2 separate regions of the Homo sapiens genome follow, and region 1 is linked to region 2. A link is a loop called in an ENCODE intact Hi-C map of the cell type or tissue named here. Cell type or tissue: chondrocyte. All regions are shown on one strand. Each heading gives the region's core, and the rest is flanking DNA. Links, peaks and the distances in the headings are about the cores only.

The links. Hi-C counts contacts between places; a loop is a spot of excess contacts. Peaks named below come from ENCODE experiments on the same cell type or tissue, not always from the same donor. Only the 100,000 strongest peaks of a DNase experiment are listed, where the experiment ranks them.
Region 1: it touches region 2 in a loop (2.7-fold over the local background); 1 of 110 quality-filtered maps calls a loop at or near these places.

What each region holds. Positions count from the first base shown.
Region 1 is chr6:51,615,591-51,620,971 of GRCh38, forward strand. It overlaps PKHD1 (PKHD1 ciliary IPT domain containing fibrocystin/polyductin), which reads right to left. Exons shown (of 67, transcript NM_138694.4): 67 at 1-3,930. The coding sequence ends at 3,491. Among named protein-coding and RNA genes, the nearest start is that of PKHD1, 470 kb to the right of the region's middle. In chondrocyte, for the core only: CTCF peaks have their summits at 3,153 and 3,373; no DNase peak of the experiment used is centred there.
Region 2 is chr6:50,820,339-50,825,719 of GRCh38, forward strand. It overlaps TFAP2B (transcription factor AP-2 beta), which reads left to right. Exons shown (of 7, transcript NM_003221.4): 2 at 3,069-3,527. Among named protein-coding and RNA genes, the nearest start is that of TFAP2B, 4.2 kb to the left of the region's middle. RefSeq lists enhancers at 3,334-3,861, 5,013-5,381 and a silencer at 3,927-4,056. In chondrocyte, for the core only: no CTCF peak of the experiment used is centred there; a DNase peak (open chromatin) is centred at 3,393.

The DNA.
Region 1 (5,381 bases), core at 322-5,321, 800 kb after region 2:
TTATTGACACGTACAATTTTATAGAAGCTTGGTTGAATAATATTTGCATATGATTTACATTTGATTTCCTCATACTCATTTTTGCATATAGTTTGCAGGCATTTCAATGTATAGTAATTTCATATATTTGGAGTAAGACTGATAGATGGAAGGGAGTCATTCAACTAAATTGTTGAAAGGGGAAGGCCCTGAGAGAGCTCAACTGTTCTTGGTCCTTGGTGGCCTCACTGGGCAGTAACAAGGGCAAGTCTATTGAAGGGCAAGTTCACCTTGATCAGATAAGCTGAGTCTCGCACTCTGGAAGAGACTTGAAGTTCTGTTGGTCAGGTACTTTCCCTGAACACAGTCCCTGCCCCCCAAAAAATGTCCCCCTCCCCAAACAAAAAGCATGGAGAAATGGTCAAAACAACCGTGGCTCCATATATACTTCTTTCTCAATTTTGAAATCTATAAATATTTATAGATGTTCTTTATTTGACAAATAAAAATTGTATATATTTATCATGTACAACTCGATAGTTTGAAATATGTATACATTGTGGAATGGATCAGTTGAACTAATTAACATATGTATCACCTCACACACTAGCATTTTTTGTGGTGAGAACACTTAAAATGTACTTTCAAACACTTTTGAACTCTCTAGAATTTTAGCTTGTCCAATCTCTTGAGAGAAATGAGTCCATCAATACAGAAAATCAGCAATGGGAGGCAAGAAGAGATTCTTTGAACTAACACAGGAAAAAAGCACATCTCAATATTTATTTAGATAAAGGGTGTAGATTGTCACTGCTGGGAAATATTTGCTGGGTTACCCATGTTAACGATCTGAATAAATTTAGAGTTGGCCTACAGTGGTGCTCAAATTGGCTCATCTCCAGACATGAATGAACATAGAGCTGCTCTCTTTGCTTTTGGTGTTTCCCTAATTCTCTCATTTTTTTTTTTTTTTAGGAGAAAGAGGAGTAGCTTAACTATGGGTTGAGGAATTTTAGCTAGATGCCAAAATTCCATGCCACATGCTAGAGCCTGGCAAGTTACTGAAGATGTTTATAGCTGCTATTTAGGCCCAAAGAGTCAATTCTGGCCTCAGGGATCACAGGCTTTTCTGGGATGGAATTAGTAAGATAATTATGGTTATTCCTACGCAGAGGGATAGGATAAAACATGCCTCCCAGAAAGACTGGTCTTGTGACACATAGAGGATAAATAAGAAGATAATAAAAATTGGAAGAAGGGTAAAGAAGGGGCAGAAATAACAGAGCTGGCAGCTAACTCTTTGTGAAGGGCGAAATAGAATGAAGAGTCATGACTGACTTCTAGATTTCTGGTCTGAGTGCAGTGATGTCATTCATTGAGTTGGAAAAAAACACAAGGAGAAGTAGGTTTTTGGGCTGTGTTAACTTCATAGTAACTATAGGATAACCTACTGGATATTCTCACTAGGCAGCTAAATGCATGGTATAGAGCTCAGGAAAAATACCTGTGGAAAAAAAACTTAAAAAGTGGTGAAAGAATCCGAGGAAATGAAAGAAAGCATGTGCAGGTAAACTGAGGCAGGGCAAGGACTAAGACTGCTACCATTTTATAAACCTCAAAAGCCTTCACTTCTGAAATGTTTTTTTCCAAAAAGCTTACGGCTCTTTGAGGATCCAATGAGTATACTAAAGTAGAGATTGCAAAGGCAAATGACTTCAAGACCGAGAATCTACAAAAAAAGATAAATAACTGGTTATAACAGGGACTAATTAAACTAGGGAAGGCATGTTCTGCCTAAGTCATTCGAGTTTTTTTTTGTTTTTCGTTTTTAATTCTGTTGGTGCCCAAGCAAAATACATCATCTACAAAGAGGACTTACTCAGCATGGCAGCCAGCTTGTGCCTCCAGAGTAAACGTCTATAAACCAACTTCTTGCAAATCATTCCCTGAACACAGATAGCCTGGATTGAAATCTCCTGGAGAGCACTGACCTTAACATCTACTTATATTTTCTTCCAAATCCAACACAGTGACCACAGAGAAGGCTACCTACCTCCTTTTAGGGACAGCCTGAAGATCTGCAATACTCACCAGATGCCTAAAGAAGAGGTTAAAACATTTCTGCCAATTCTTAGTAGGGTGAGACACACCTGCCCCTTGATGCCCTGCAGACATAACAGCTGTCTGCCAGTACTTCTCATAGAACTAATTCAGGGCATCATTATTTAGAATTCAGCAATGAAAGAGTGTGTTTCCTTTCTCTCTTCCAATGCAACTACACAACAACCCCTTAACATTGTAGAGATTGGAAAATCCTGGTTTTCAGGATTTTCAGGAAAATCTGAGAGCAATCTCTTTTTGGAAGCTCTCCACATTCCTGCGATCTTTTCTTTACATGCTTGGAGCATAAGGCCTTCTGGATCCAGAGCCAAGGACACAGTCAGGCTGTTTAAAGTATTCTTCAGTTTGAAAAGAAATGGGCCCCGTACAAATGTGTGAATTTGGTGAAATTGCCTTTAACAACCTTACCAAATGTATCAATACCAGGTGAGCCTTTGTTCTGATCTCCATTTAAACCCCCTGCACAGCCTAGAGCAGTTGCATATGACATAATCTCTCCTCTCCTTAGTATCACAGCTTTATGCATCATCTTCTCCAAAAAGCAGCTTTTTGATAAAGGACTTGGCCACTTGGCTTTCTCTGATCTCCCAATGTAGTTCTTTTCCAGTTGTAAATGTGACCCAGCTACTAACAGAGAGAATCACTGAAAAATAGAACAGTGGTCATACAAAATTTCCTTTCCCAAATTTGGCATTTTTACATCTTTGTCCTTAACTAAACTCTCAGCAAAGCCCATGAGAATATCAATTTTCATGTGTAAATCCTCATGAAGTGCAAATTTGATACGCTCACACTACTGTAGGTTCTCAATAATGATTGAATTTAAACCATGAAATAAAATCCACTTGTAAAAAGCCAGGAAGTTGCCTTGTGGTTGGAAGGTAAGCTCTGACAGATCAGGGAGCAGGGTGTTGAACTGTCCCTTCAAATGCTACTACAGGATAAAGAAATGCTTTTCTGTAACAGTGTGGAATTAAACTGTAGCTGACCAGACCTTTTCATGATCCCTTCTATAAAAGAAGCTCAAAGCATTGTGGGTGGTCAATCCAGAGAATGCTTAATAATAACCCCTGCTGGTATAAGTCAGTATTACACCATTATCAAGTTGTTAAAATCAGGCTTAAGTTAAAAACTGGTAAATAATTAACAAGTGCCATTATTTGCCTAGCATTGAACTAGGATCATGATAGCTGCAAAATATGTATGAGACATTTTTCAGTCTGTAAGCATTTATATGACTGTTTTCCATTTTAAAGTTGAAAAAGGGATTCAGAGTCCACATTCTCTCTTCTTAGTTGTCCCAGCAGGACAGTCCTCACTTCCCCAGCTTATTATCCAGAAATACTGGGAACATTCTGCCTTTCAGGCCAAATGCCCCCAACTTCCCTGATCACAGTTGCTCCTGAATAGTTTCCGGGTGTACTGAATGAAGGCAGAATGCCTCAGTGGCCCCGCAGGAGGCTTTCTTCTCTTGGGAAAGCCCCAAGCTGCCACTTTGCTTACTCAGCCGACTTTGCCCTGGCAACTGCTGCCTCTCTTGTCTGAAGTCTGGGCATAGCAGCAGCAGCTGATTTTGGCCTGCCAGCTGGTATCTGAGCAACTGCTCTTGGCCCTCCTTCCAGTTCCCAGTCTCTTGCAGGTACACCTGCTGAGCAGGAGCACCTGGAGCACAGATGTGCCCATGGGATGTGATGCCAGTAGTACCAGGAGCAGGCACAGCAGCCTCTTCCTCTCGGACAATGTGGCGGCTAACTTTCCTTCTGGACACTCCATTCATCAACTGGTGGGGGCACTGGTTCACCTTGCCCAGCATGACCTTCATTCTCATATCTGGGGGGAAAAGAAATAGGGGAAGAAATGGATTTAGTTTTCAACCAGTTAATTACACATTTTGCATACTTAGCATTTCTGACAAGATATTGTCAAATCAAAGATTGAATTACATCAGCTCTTTGATTTCCAAATATCTTTTATCAGACACTCCAAATATGTAATAAAAAATTGGTAATACTTCTTCCTCAAAAAATACTTACATGATGTTGATAATTGAATGAGGATTTTTCATTGTAAGCGCTAGGCTTCAATGCAAAAACCAGACCATGGTCAGGCCTTACCAACTGGCCAACTCACACTTACCAACAGGCCAACTTACCAACAGGCCAACTTACCAACAGGCCAACTCACACCTGTGTTAAGAGATATGAACTATAAAAACCAGTCCTATCTAATACTTAGGCTCTTATACCAAGTTCACAATGTAAATATCTTTGGTATTATAAAAACATGAATATAAATATTTGCAGAAATAATCACATAAACATCTATGTATATGAGTGTGTACATGTATGGTTGCATAACAGTAGAAAGAGAGATGGCACATTACACTCAAGTCACAAAATTAGGCCCAAGTTCCCCTTCTCCTGCTATCTGGCTTCATGACTTTCATCCTTTCAGCCTCTCTGGGCTTTAGTTGCATAATTTAATTTATTCTCAGGTGCTACTTCAAAATTTACTAAAATATATTTATTTTAACAATGTTGTTTTAATTGATTTCCTCTTTGACATTTTATTTGTCTCTTATTTTTCTATTAAACAGACCTAAACATCAACTCAGAAGAGTACAATATACATAAACAGATGATCTAGGCACCATATAATACTGTGTAAAGATAAAGACTGCAATGGAAAGTTAAGAATGTTCAGTGGGATACATGCATGGGAGTATACCATGCATGCAAAGGTCACTATTCATATGCCTTACAGTGAGAAAAAGGTTGAACTTGTCCTAAACCCTGGGGGGTAGATGGTAATACTGTCATCTACTTTTACTACGTTTACTGTCCCTGCTTTTCTCACATCTCACCACCAAATACATTAACCACGCATTTGTATGTATTGAAGATCCTTAACTTATTAAGCTTTTTGTTATTTTTTTCCTGAGTTCATTGAGAGCTGTCTTGGTTTGTGTTAGGAGATAGTAATCCTGTCTGATTCATACTATAAGAGACAGTATTGGGATAGACAATACCAATTTCCCACTTCAATTTAATCTGGAAAATGAGGTAAGGATGAGAGAAAGTAATAACATTATATATACATATATATATATGTATATATATATATATAATGCTTTTGATTTAGAGCAGTAAAAAAAGATAATCATGTTGTTCCTATTATTTCCATGACACATCTACTAATATTATGATAAGCCCATGTTATTCACATTTTCTGTCTCCTGTTCCACAGTCCATTTGTCTAGCATGTATCTTCTACAGCCATCA
Region 2 (5,381 bases), core at 327-5,326:
GACTCGGGCTCGGACGAGCGCCCACAGGCAGCGCCTGGCGCCCACACCTCCTGCCCCCCCCCGAATCCTAATGTTGGGGTGTGTGTATGTGTGGAGGTATGTAGGAGAGAGGAGGAGGAGATAAGAGAGGAGAGGGAGAAAAGCAGGAGAGAGCGCGAGAGAGCAGAGAGGAGAGAGATTGGTCTTGTTGCTGAATGATGCTTGGGGTTTTCCTTTTCTCTTTGTGGTTGTGTATCGACTGTAACGAAGAGCCGCGCCTACGCGCCTGGTGGGGATTGTTTCGGTTCGGCCTCCTTTTCTTTCCTTAACAGGCGGGATAATGGTAAAGTCCAAGGCGCTAGAACTGTCCTAAAGAATATTAGCGCCCAAAGTGGGCATGACATTAGCAAGCACGGGGCCATGGTGAAAACAGCTCAAGCTATATGCATGCAGAGGCATTTCAGTGGGTTCTAAAAAGTAACCAGGGTAACATTCGTTCTTTACAGAAAGTAAAGTAGCTAAATGGAAAAGGAAGGAGGGAGAGAAGAAAGGAGGGAGGGAGAGAGGAAGAGGGAGGGGTGGAGTGGAAGGGAGGGAAGAGAGAAGAGAAAAGAGGGGAGGGAGAGAGAGAAAGAGAAATAAACAGGGAGAGAGAGGGAATATTACAGGTGGTCCTATCTGCCTAAATTTTCTGCTCAAAAAACAGAATCCGCAGCTCGGTGGAAGGAGCCTATTTAAGTCTGGACTAAGGTTGAACTTTAACAGAAATGGCAGTCAGGCCAGTTGAACGGGTTCCTGAAACATCCAAAAAGGTTTTCTGTTGCCCCTGGCTTTGCCTGGAAAGGATAAGTTTAGTGTATTTGAAGATTGATGGCGTATGTTTTAAATTGAGGTAAAAATCGCAAACTATGTGAGCACTAAACAGGAAAAGGCTGCACAGGAATGAAAAGCCTCCATCTCGCTTCTGTCCTTTAACAAATGAGCATAATCTTCCACATTTAGCAAAAGTCTGCAAAAGTCACTGTAAATAACCAGGCCCACCAATTTGCCTTTCTCTCGCCTCCAAATGATGAAGCAACCCTTTTTATTTTGTTTTTGTAATCCTCACACAAAGCACCCAAGGCGACCAAGTCCTCCGGATTAGGGAAGTCTCTCTCCAGGTAGGAGGACACCTCCATTCTATACAACCTCCCAGCACTGTTCTCCCTCACTGCCTTATCCAAAGGAGCAGGGGCTGCTTTACTCGTGTCCCCGGCACAGTTAATTGAAGTTCTGCCTCTTTCCTGCTAAACTTTTTCCCCAGTCTGCCTTTGCCAGCCCCCTCGTCTGATTACATCTAGTAATTCTCCACTGAATGAACGTCATTTACAATAGTAGGGGAGCTCTGCGCTCGCTGCTGCTTCACGCTCCATTTGTCCTCTATTCTCCCTTTAAAGTACTCGTGTAATATTAATAGTCATGAATATCAATTATTATGAGGCGGTGTAGGCAAGCGGAGGGAGGAAGGGGCGGCCGAGCAGTCTGAGCCCAGCTTCGGGTGAAAGAGGACTGCATCTGGAGCCCCGAAGAACGGCAGAAGAAAAGAGGCCAAAAAGACAGCAAAGAGACAGATGAATAGTTCTGTCTGTGTGTGACAGGCATCGCCAATCTTGTTGGGGTGGGGGGCGGGTGTAATTTTTTTTTTTTTTTTTTGATGGCTTGTCCTGGAAACACATCAAGCTCAGCTCCTGTGTCCAGCTCGCTTCTCTGCTGGACTCCTTGATTTTTTTTTTAATCATTGTTTGATTTTGAGCAGTAACCAGGCTTTTTTTTCCAGATGTTAGTCCACACCTATTCATCCATGGTGAGTTTGGATTCACGTGTTACCAGAATTGCATGCTCCCTCCTCTCACTGTCTCTCTGTCTCTGCGTCTCTGTGTGTGTGTGTGTCTCACACTCTCTGTCTCTCTCTGTCTTCCTTTGAGCGCCTTTGGCTTGGTAATTTAGCACCATAATTGGACGAGGCTGCAGCTGCTTCTCTCTGCATTGTGTGTTCTCCGTCTGAGCTCCATGAGTCAGCTGGGAGGGGAGAGGCCGAAAAGAAAAACTTTTTATTTGCCATTGCTGTTTGGAAATTTAGGTGACTATTTCTGCAAAAAGAACCATGGGGAGTTTACCATGATGTTTCCAGAGAAGAGAGGGAGAAACAAAGTCCACCTCCCTCATATACACACCTCCCCCTTCTTCTTTCACTTAGTTCACACTCCAGATAGGACCAGGAATAAGTTGTCTGGGCTTTTATTTCCCCCCACCCCAACTTTAGTTCCTTCATTTTCACATCCTGAGTATAACAGCATTAGATATAGAAAAACAGTCTTAGAAATAACTCCTATGAACCACAACTCAACTTAATTCATCATTGGCTTAGGATATGATTTCGAATGAGATCCATTTCAATGAAACACTATTTAAGTTATTTAATTTCTCCTGGAGAGGGAGGAGTGACTGGGAACTCAGACCAGGTGGATTCCTTGGAGCTCTTGGAATGATCAGGTTGTGTGGAAAGCTCCTCCTAATCAGCCAGCTGCATTTCCAGCGAAGGCAGAAGTTGGTTTTTAATCAGGGGGAGCAGCACAGCAAATACTATGAAGTTTTATTTGTTGTGATTTGTACCTCTGGAAGAGTTAGAAAAAAGTAGTTAAAAACACCCAGAGGAGCAAACACCATATGTAAGACTCCTACAATTTTAATTAAGGCATTTAGAATCTCCCTCCATACACACTGTTCCTGTACCCCTGCCTTTTGCCTGCTTTGCACTCCCCAAAAAGCGGCTAAAATGTTATAGTTAAGTGGGTGATTCCTTTCCCATTTTCTCCCCAAGCCTGGGGTTTGAAATTGCTGAAATCATGTGGCCCTCTGAGTCAACTTGGGGGTCTAAGTTTCAGATCCTTGCTTCCCTTGTCCCGGGAAGAGCGTACAAAAGCCGGGCTTCTCCATTTGTCACTTGTATTTTTTTTCTTCCTCTCTGTACTCTCTGTCTCTCTCTGCCTCTATCTCTCTTTCTCTGTCTCCTTCTCTGGCTCTCTTCCCCTTCCTCTCTCCGCTCCCAGGACCGGCACGATGGTGTCCCGAGCCACAGCTCGCGGCTCTCCCAGCTGGGCTCGGTGTCCCAAGGACCCTACTCGAGCGCCCCGCCGCTGTCCCACACCCCGTCGTCGGACTTCCAGCCGCCCTACTTCCCACCCCCCTACCAGCCGCTCCCCTACCACCAGAGCCAGGACCCCTACTCCCACGTCAACGACCCCTACTCCCTGAACCCACTGCACCAGCCCCAGCAACATCCCTGGGGGCAACGGCAGCGGCAAGAAGTGGGTTCGGAAGCCGGCTCTCTCCTGCCCCAGCCTCGGGCCGCCTTGCCCCAGCTCTCGGGCCTTGACCCCCGGAGGGACTACCACTCGGTCCGCCGGCCGGACGTGCTGCTGCATTCGGCGCACCACGGCCTGGACGCGGGCATGGGTGACAGCCTCTCGCTGCACGGCCTCGGCCATCCCGGAATGGAAGACGTCCAGGTAACCACAAACAAACAAACAAACAAACAAAAAAGACCACGAATAAGGAATGCTTCTGGAGGGGGGGAGGTCAGGAGAGGGCAGCTCTGTCTCTTTTTGGGGAGTTTGTTCCCATGTTTAGAACAGGACTAGACAGTCATATAGAACTGTTTATGTGTGTCTGTATGTATGGCTCTATAGTGGCGATTTCCAGAGGTCTAATTATGATCATCCAAACCACGAGAAATTAAATCTTGAAGAAGAAAAATATGTATTTGCTTTGATACCTTAAGATTATTAGAATAAAGGCGAATGCTTTTGTCCTGCCTCAGCTACCATCTCCTGCATATTCTCTAGTGCTTTGTGGAAGCCAGCTTGGTACCCCTTCTTTACCAACACACACACCCCATAGTGGGGCTGTCCTGCTGACTTGGCAGGTGAAGACCTGGCTGCCTAGAGGCTAGAGCTTCAGAATGAAGTTCCAGGGGCCTCTGTATGCTCCAGAGGTTGCTGCTGAATTTGCAAAGATTTTGCTAAGCATGACAATGAGCTCTGATCATCTAAGCCAGGTCTTGCTTTGAATGTCTCATAAGCCACAGAGCTTTTTTCCAAGAGATAGTTGCAGTCCTCATCTGAGAAATAGAATATATGTGAAGGAGAAACTCAGAACGCCATAATTCAGGAGTCCATGATGGTAGATACCATTTTGGAAATTCTTTTCACTTTTTGGTTCATTAAGTGACTGTAGTGTAATATTCTCCACCTCCCTCTCCTGGCCTCCGCCTATATTAACACTCTTCTCTCCCCACTGCCATCATCCCAGTTGAGAGGCATCACGTGTTTATTTCTTAAAACAAAAGGCTCAAAACACTCCCCCTACCCACCCACTATCCCATCTGCAGTCTACACAATGGAGCCTGATTTGGTTGAGAATACTTGGTTAAACTAAACAAAGAAACATCAAAGAAATGATTCCTAAAAACTGTTTGGGTGATTCTGAGCAGGTCTGCTTTTTCACCCTAAGTTAAATAGTTGGCAGAAAAGATAAATATAGTTTACAGGTATGTAATTGACACTTCAGTTTCATTGGCATAGTTGTATTTATTATGCATCCTTTGACATACCTCTGAAGCAAAGGAAAATAAAATGGGAAAGAGAAGAGGGTGCAAGAGTCATTCTTCTGTACCTTGCTGAAAAAAAATAGTTTTAAACAGTTAAAATGTGGTGACAGCATCAAATGCTGTCTGTGTGTGGTCTATGATTGTTTATTGTTTTAAAAGAAATTCAGTTATTTATTTTTTTAAAAAAGACGGAATTACCTGATTTGTGCCTGGATTTACTGATAGTAATAAGAGTGATGATGGTTTTGTTGATTTAACTGAGCTTGACTGTTCCTGGCTAGAGATATTGCTCATTTCTGAATATCATATGAAAAAGGAAGTATTTAATAGTTTTTTTTTTAATGCATTGGGGTAATATGTGTCTCGAGGGGAAAAGTTTTTAAATTAACCTTTCTGAGTATGGTTCAAAGTGCTGGATAATGAAAGTGGATCAACTCATCACCATTACTGTTGATGATGCTAATGCCGGCCCTGTTACCACCACCCTACAGGCCAAGTGACTCTAGCGAAGGAACTCAGAAATTTTTCCCCCAAAAGAAGGAGCAGTTTTCTTTAGTTAAATGTTTTTAAAGAAATAATTGAGAGAGGTCTTTTTGTGTTTGGTGAAATTCAAAGTCTGAGAGAAAAACAGGGCCAGATCAGTGCACATTTGGGAGAATAGTCTTGTCAAAGCGTCGGAAAGGATTTAGTGTTTATGTGAACGGAGCACCTCGGGGCCAAGTTGTTGCTGTCGGGAATACAGACCACAGAGGTA